2 separate regions of the Homo sapiens genome follow, and region 1 is linked to region 2. A link is a contact called in ENCODE Hi-C data. All regions are on one chromosome and are shown on one strand. Each heading gives the region's core, a stretch centred on a gene start or an enhancer-like site at or near the end of the contact. The rest is flanking DNA. Distances are from core to core; before and after follow the strand shown.

Region 1 (3,529 bases), core at 711-3,210, 7.2 Mb before region 2:
AGTTCATTAGTAATGTCCCACAGGTACTGCCTCAAGTTGGCAGCTGTGGAAGCTAAAGAAGCATAAGACCTGATTCTTGACCTCGGACAATTTACAGTTTAGCTGTGGAGGTAAGACAGGGACACAGAATATTATGTGGCAATTGAAAGTGTAAATATTATAGATTTAAGTAGGGTAAAGAGCTCATTCTGTAGTAGAGGGGTCAGTGAAAAGTAATTGTTCACCTGGTAATAAGAGAAGATCTCTGTGAACAAAGTCTAAGACTGCAAACTTAGGACTGTTGGGAGATAGTCAGATAGATTCATATATAGATACAAATCTTTACCATCCTCAGACATCCGCCAACTTGGTTGTTTAGGTTGTAGGGCTTACATGAGGAAGGGTGTATAATAGATAACTCTAAAAATGTTTGAGCCTTAGACCCAGTGAGTGAGAAAGAGTGTCATCATTTAATATTCTCCTGACATTCACCTGCCCCTTCTGCATCTGTGGCTGTGACTGAGGACTTGGTTCTTTATATCACCCAGTGTTCATGAGGATTCTCTGGAGAAATTTCTTGCTGGTCTCAGTATCAAGAAAGGGGGATCTTCTCTTGAGCAATTTTGTTTTTGGTCTTGCATGTGATAGGAATTGAACTTTAGACAAGGCCTCTCTTTAAACTTGACTGCTAGAAATGCAGGAGACAAATTTTGGTCCCACCTGTAGCAAGGGTATTTGACTCTATGAGATGCATTTATTTCAAATGATGTTCATTTTTGGCTCCATCTTGTGTGCCTCATTTTTCATTTCACACACTTCTTTTTGTAGGTTATGTGCTCTTGTAAGCTATCTCGAATTCTGTTTTAAGGACAAGGTAGCATATAAATATAAGGAAATATATAAATGAAACAGAGGAAGGCTTTAAAGTCCAGAACACTATGGCCAGGAAGACAACTATGACTGTGGCTAGAGTTATGGTCTGTGGCCGTGATAATGAGTGTGTTATTAGGGCAGTCCAGCAGTGATTACAGGGAGTCAGACAGACCTCAGTCCAAGTCAGAGGTCTCTCTGCTGTTTATTAGTTGTATGATCTAAGGCATAGCATTCTCTAAACCTTCATTTTCTCATCTTTACAACAGTGATCTCTTTGTATCAGGGAGAGTGGATTAAATGAGGTAATGTATAGAAAGCACTTAGCACAACCGCACTCAATCATTAGCTATTGAGATTATCAGCACTATCACCTGGACAAGCAGCGGATGGGCCGCCCCTCTTGGCCAGGTCTTCTGTGCGCACTGACGTTGTATGAAAGTTGTCCCCACATCTCCTACACCCACCGACGCCAGGCGGCCGCGTCTGGGCCAGATATGGATCACGCCTGTGGAGCGCACCTCCACACAGGCAGCCCTCGTCCAAGGTGCAGGGCGCAGGGCACAGGGCACATGTCTACGGCCCAGTCCTGCAGACGGCTACCTAGAGACCCCAGGGCACAGGTTAAGGCAACTTCACAACTGTCTTTCCGTTCCTTTCCCCTGCCGGACTCCGCGCTCTGATATATACAGGAGAGGCCCTGGAGGGGAGAAGGCGTCCTCACTGCAGTGCTCCGAGCAGCGGCCGCAGGAAGAGGCGTGGAAGCTGCGGGTCGGCTGCGGGAAAGGGGGTCCCATGGGAGCCGCTAGGCGCAGCCCGTTTCCCGAGCTGAGGTGGAGGTCGACGGGCACAGGTGCCCTGCAAGGCGCGGGCGTGGTAGCCGGGAGCCCGCTCCTCTCCAACTCCCCTGAGACTTAACCCTTTGGCCAAGAGAGGTCGAAGGCGGGCAGGGGTGAGAGAACCGCGCGAGGCGCAGGCCGGGGCACCCGCGGAAAGGGGGCAGGTTTCGGGGAAGAGCGGCGGGGCGCCGCACGTTTCCTGCAGCCGCCAGCATCAGCGTGTCAGGTGGTTGCCAGGCGGGTGTGAGCGCGCGCGCGAGGCAGAGGGGGCGCGCTCGCACAAAGTTTGTGCCTGCGGTGCACCTCGGTCGGGCTCGCCGGGCTCGAGGGCTGGCGGGCGCCGGGGCTACGAGGCCCGGGGGGGAGAGAGCCGGCAGGCGGCGGCGGTGGTGGCGGGGGCGATGCGCCGCGCCCGGCCGCGCTAGGTGAGCCGGCACCGGGAGCGCGGGCCGCGGCCATGGGCACCCTGGGCAAGGCGAGAGAGGCTCCGCGGTGAGTAGAGGCGGCCGTGGCCCTCGGGAGCGCCTGTGTCCTTTCTTGGGAAAGAGGCCCCTGCCCGTCGCCCCAACACCCCGAGGGAAGTTGAGGGCGGAGGGGGGCCGGGGTCGGCCGGAGTCCCGGGACACCAGCGCGACGGGCGGACGTGTCCAGAACGCCCGGCGCGCTGCGCCCGGGGTTTCGGGGAGGGAGCTGGGGCTGAGGGGTGGTAGAGGGGCGGCCGCGAGGCCAGAGCTCGTCCGGTGAGATCTGCTAGGGCCGAAGCTCTTCGCGGAGCCGGCGCCCGCCCGCCGACTTCCTCCCCCACATCTCCACGCCCGGCATCGGGACTCCCACTCGCGGACTTTCCGCGCTGCCCGCACCTGCTGGGGCGCTGGGCTCCGGCTGCGCCACCTGGTGGCCCCTCCCGGCCCTGCCCAGAACGGCCGAGGAGCTTGCAGGGAGCCCGCAGAGGTGGCACCCCTCGGTTGCCCCTGCCCCACGGAAGTTTCCAGATCCGTGGGTCAGGGAAACATATCGCCTTCCGTATGGGAAGCTGCACTCCTCTCCCCCTCACTATGATTCTATAGAGGGTCTTGGATAACAGAAGTTGAAGAAAGAGGGACAGTGAGTGAAAGGGCTCTTGGCCAGGCAGCTTTGAGTTTGTAGCCAAAGGACCAGAACTAGGCAACTGCATGAACAAAGGCCTGGCCTCGGCGTAGGGGCTGGACAAGTTGTGCACTTCACAACTCCATTCACATCGACACTGATGGGACTGTGCCTTGCACCACCATACCCAGTAGCGGCAGGAAGCTTGCGATGCTGGACTTCCCGTGCTTATAATCCCAGGAACGAAGGATTCTTGGCCCTGTATGCACGCCCTGCCTCTCCCCATCCAGGTATCCCCTGAGGGTCCACCACTGTACTTTGCACTAGATTCAGAAGGAGGAGTTCAGTACATTAAATTGAGTATTGTAAGGGGAAGAGGACGGGACTGGAAGGAATCCATACTAGAAGTCAAGAGAGTCACCTTCCACTGCAAAGAAAGTTGTGGAAGTTCCAGTTCCCTTGCTCCATTTCATCTCTTACTTTTCTAGGCGGATTTCATAAAAAGCTCAGCCTGAAACTGACCTCCACTGAGATACCTATGCCTGGAGAGGATTTCACCTAAACCAGTTTAGAGTTTTGACGGTCTCCTTCAGCAAACCTATGGGGCTTTGGTTACTTTTAGGCTTGGAAAACACCTTCAAGTTAATTTGTTTCTCTCGGGGTTTTGGTTTTTTCATTTACAGGAAAACATTTGGCTACTGTATTTTTTTAAAAAATATGCCTTTACAGACTCAGAGGCCATTCATTCTATGGAT
Region 2 (3,767 bases), core at 241-2,740:
AATGTGCCGAGTGGCGAAGGAAACCTTGTCCCTGCGTGAACTTCGCCCGCCGCGCGCCGGGGCCGGCCCCTCCCCTCCTGAGCGCGCGCCCGGGCAGCGGGGGAGGAAACGAGGAGGGACCCCGGAGAGCGTCCCCTGCCCCCGCTCCGGGCGCCCCACCGTCACGAGTGCCGCCTGCGGTCCACACCCAGGCCGCCCGCACCTGCCCGCGCCGCCTCCCGGCCGGGAGGGGTCCCCGCCCCCAGCCCAGATGACTATATCCGCCCCCGCGGCCCCACCCGAGCGCGCCCGGGGAGGGGGCGTGCCCGGCGGGGGCGCGGTCGCCTGGCGGGCGCCGGCTCCGAGAGCCAAGACCCGCCTCGCGCGACGCGCGGGGCCAGCCGCGGGTCGGAGCGGCAGGGGAAGGGGCGAGGCCCCGGGCGTTCCGGCCCGCCCGGCCCCCACCTCGCGCCCCATCGGGGACTCCGGGGGCGTGGTCGGGCAGCTCGCGCCGACCCCGTCCGCGCGATCCGGGCGCCCGCGCCGCCCCACTGACCTGTGTGAGTTCTCAGGTGCGCCTTGAGGTGCGAAGATTTCCCGTAAACTTTCTCGCAGCCCGCGTAGTGGCACTTGTGCTTCCTCTGCGGGGACTCGAGGTCGGCGCGACTTCGGCCCCGCCGGACCCTTTGTCTGAGGCCGGGCTCGCCGCTCCCCGCGGGCCCCGGCTCCCGCTCGGGCTCCAGCCCCGCCTCGGGCTCCGGCTCGCTCCACGCCGGGCTGGGGGGCGCGGCCGCCGCGCCTTCGGCGCCGGGGGAGGTGGGCTCGGGGGCGGGCGGCGGCAGGCGGCAGGGGGTCCTCGCCTTCCGGGCCGCGGCGCCCTCCCTGCGCTCCGCCGGGGCGGGCGCCGGCGCTTGCTGGTTGAGGTCCGCTAGGATCCGCGCCACCACGAAGAGCGAGGCGCTGTCCTTACCGTCGCGGCGCTCCTCGACGCGGGGCAGCGTGGGGGTGGCGGCCACGGCCGCGCCCTCGGGCCGGGACTCCGGCCCCTCCCGCGGCCCGTGCACGACCGCGCGGCTCGACATGGACACGAGGCACTCGGCGGCGAAGTGGTCCACATAGGCGGCGGCTGCCATGCTGCGGGCTGGGGCCGGCGGCGGTGCTCTTGCTGCGAGTCGTCAGCCGCGCATCCGCACCCACGGCCTCGGGAGAGCGGGCGGGGGGCGGGGGCGCGGCGCGCCCTCTCCTCGGGCTGGGCTGGGCTGGGCTGGGCGCGCAGCCGCCTGTGCCGTCACCCGCGCGGCTCCGCGTCTGCGAGGCGCCGGCCCGGCCGGGCACCGAAGAGTGAGCGCATGGGGCGCGCGGGCGACTGGGGTCCCCGCGCGGCGTCAGGGGCGGCCGGTTCTAAGGATGCCGAGCGGCAACGTTAGGGACCACCTCGCCAAGTCGCGGCCGCAGCTTCGCCGCGCATTGTGGCAGGCGGGACAGCTGCCGTGCGCGCCGCGGCTCCGTGTGGGCGGCCCGGCCCCGGGGGTGGGCGGGGCCGGGGCCACATCTGGACCCGACGTCAGCCCCCAGCCACATCCTGGCGGCGCAGGTTACAGGCGGCGGCGGCTGCGGGGAGCTGCGCGCGCGGAGGGGGCGGGGACCCCAGAGCGCGCACCGGCGGAACGGAGCGGTCGCGTGCCCGCGCCTGGGCAAGGGGGCGTGACCGAGGGCCGGGACAGACGCCATTGGTCCGTGAGTGCACGGCCAGGCCAATCCGAGCCGTTAGAGGGGCGTGCCCGGTCCCGGGCCCTGCGCGCGCCAGTGGGCGTGTCCCCTGGGCCGGTGGGAGGAGGGGCGGAAACTGGAGCGGGGCGCGCTGACGCATGACGTCCGGGGGCGGCGGGCCGGGTAGTCGCGGCGCGGAGCGGCTGCTTGTACCCCCCGCGGCGGGGACACAGCGAGCACTTCTCTGCCGGAGCTTTTATGTGGTGACAGCCTTGGCCCCCGGCATGGAGGGGAGCGGTTTCTGGAGGGCGCCATTTGTTCCTCCCGCGATGGGCGCCGGCGGGGAGGCGTGTCTGCCCGGCCGGGCGCGGGGCTGCCTAGGGGCGGAACGCACTCGCGCCGCGCCCTCCGCCGCCGGCTTGCCGGGTGGCCGCGCCTAGAGCCTCAGGCCGCTCGCCCTCCCCACGCCCCTGCCTTGCAGAGCTCCGGGAGTCCGGGCGGGGCAGCTCCCGCGGGAGGGACAGACTCGGGCTCGTTCCTGGGGTCCGGGGTGCGGCCGCGCTGCCCTTCAGCTCGGGTCAGCCCGAGCAGGACTGGCCTCGGCTGGCGGTGAGCCTGGCAGCCCGGGTGGCGCGCCCACCGCGGCCTGTGCCTCCAGAAGCGAACTACGTGCCAGGGCGGCCGGCGCCGCTGCTGAGGGAACGCGGGGCCCCTTCCTCCCCATCCCGCCGCAGGCCCGCTGCCAACTCTTCTAGGCTGCCCCTCTCCCACCGCGGTCGGGGGGGCTTCAAACGCCACCAGCTGCGAGGACCCCGCCCACCGCGCCCCACCCGCCCGCTGTCTGGGCCTCCCGGAGGAAATGCTCGGCTGCGCCCAGCCCGCGCCTCCCAGCCCGGGCTGGGCCACCTTGCCCTTGACTCTCACGGTAACCCCTACCCCAGCCCGCGGCCCCAGCCATTCTCCAGGCCTGGGCCGTCCTCGGAGACGCCGGTGAATAACTTCCCACCGCCGCGGAACCGGGCTCAGCAAACCCCCTACTGCCTCGCCCCGTTGCATTGTGCTTAATGGACGTTCGAAGGAGTCAGCCACCCTTGCTGTGTTCTGAGAGGAGCCTGGAGAATGAAGGAGCCCGGGCACTCACCCTCAGTGGACCCTCGCAGTGGGAGGGGGGTGTCATTCTTCTCTCAGAATTAAGGTTAATAGCCGAGTTCGAGTTCTCACCAAATTAATTTGGGGTTGGAGCTCAGTAAGACTGGTTTTCAGGTAACCGACGAGGGACCGAAACGGCCATTCTGGGTTGCGTGTTACGGTGAACAGCAAACTGCATGGATGTTTGAGCACCCTCAGTATCTGTAACTAAAACCCTGAAATGCGGTCTCGCTGATTGAGTTGCTACCCTCTGGGGAGACTAAAGGTGCTGGACTGGGTCTGGTCCCTTTAGGAGGGTCTGTGCTTGGTAGAAAGTAATCGTGTTTCTTCCAGGCAGATTGTGTTGATGACATTTAATAAGAGACGTGTGTCCTGACCAAGTAATGATTCGGAATGTTCCTCTATTCCCACCACATGTCACAATTAGTCACTTCTTAAGGAAGGAGTGGTCCTACACCAGCTTATCAGCCACCCATACCCTCCTGGCCCCTTTCCAGCCAGCAGAATTCTCCCCAATCTTCAAGGTGCCACGTCTCCCCACTGGGTCACCCCAGCCGGCATACACAATGGTAGGCCGTCTAGAGTCTGCACTATTCTAGTATTAGGCTACTACAGCCATGAACAAAACAGGCCTGCCTTGGGTGAGGGGATGCCCTACGTGGTCAAGGGTCCTCTGCATTGATGCACCCCCCTAAGAGTTTTCCAAGAATGTGGGTCCCAAAGAATTTTGACTGTGCTCTGTGGCATTCTGTATAGAAAACTGAGCTCCTTGGCTGGTTTCTCAAAAATCCACTCATTTGATGATTGTCGTGGTGTTCACTGACTTTATCCCAAACCTACATGGAAGGGTCTTCCGGACAGACAGCTCTTCCCCAAAGAAAATCTCCTCTTAGCTAAGAGTCCATGTTTTCTTTTCTAAGTAAGATTTT

Evidence for each region. Hi-C counts contacts between places; a loop is a spot of excess contacts on that map. Pooled maps may share reads with other maps.
Region 1: a pooled map shows a loop between it and region 2 (6-fold over the local background). The contact joins the promoter of RASGRP1 here to the promoter of KLF13 in region 2. A Hi-C loop is called at or near these places in 3 of 50 pooled maps.

Annotation. Positions count from the first base shown.
Region 1 is chr15:38,563,245-38,566,773 of GRCh38, reverse strand. It overlaps RASGRP1 (RAS guanyl releasing protein 1), which reads left to right and starts at 1,960. Exons shown (of 17, transcript NM_005739.4): 1 at 1,960-2,180. The coding sequence starts at 2,146. RefSeq lists enhancers at 1,354-1,543, 1,385-1,896 and silencers at 1,754-1,803, 1,964-2,203, 2,234-2,453, 2,464-2,663.
Region 2 is chr15:31,324,558-31,328,324 of GRCh38, reverse strand. It overlaps KLF13 (KLF transcription factor 13), which reads right to left and starts at 1,490. Exons shown (of 2, transcript NM_015995.4): 1 at 536-1,490. The coding sequence starts at 1,112. RefSeq lists an enhancer at 1,768-2,281 and a promoter at 1,309-2,365.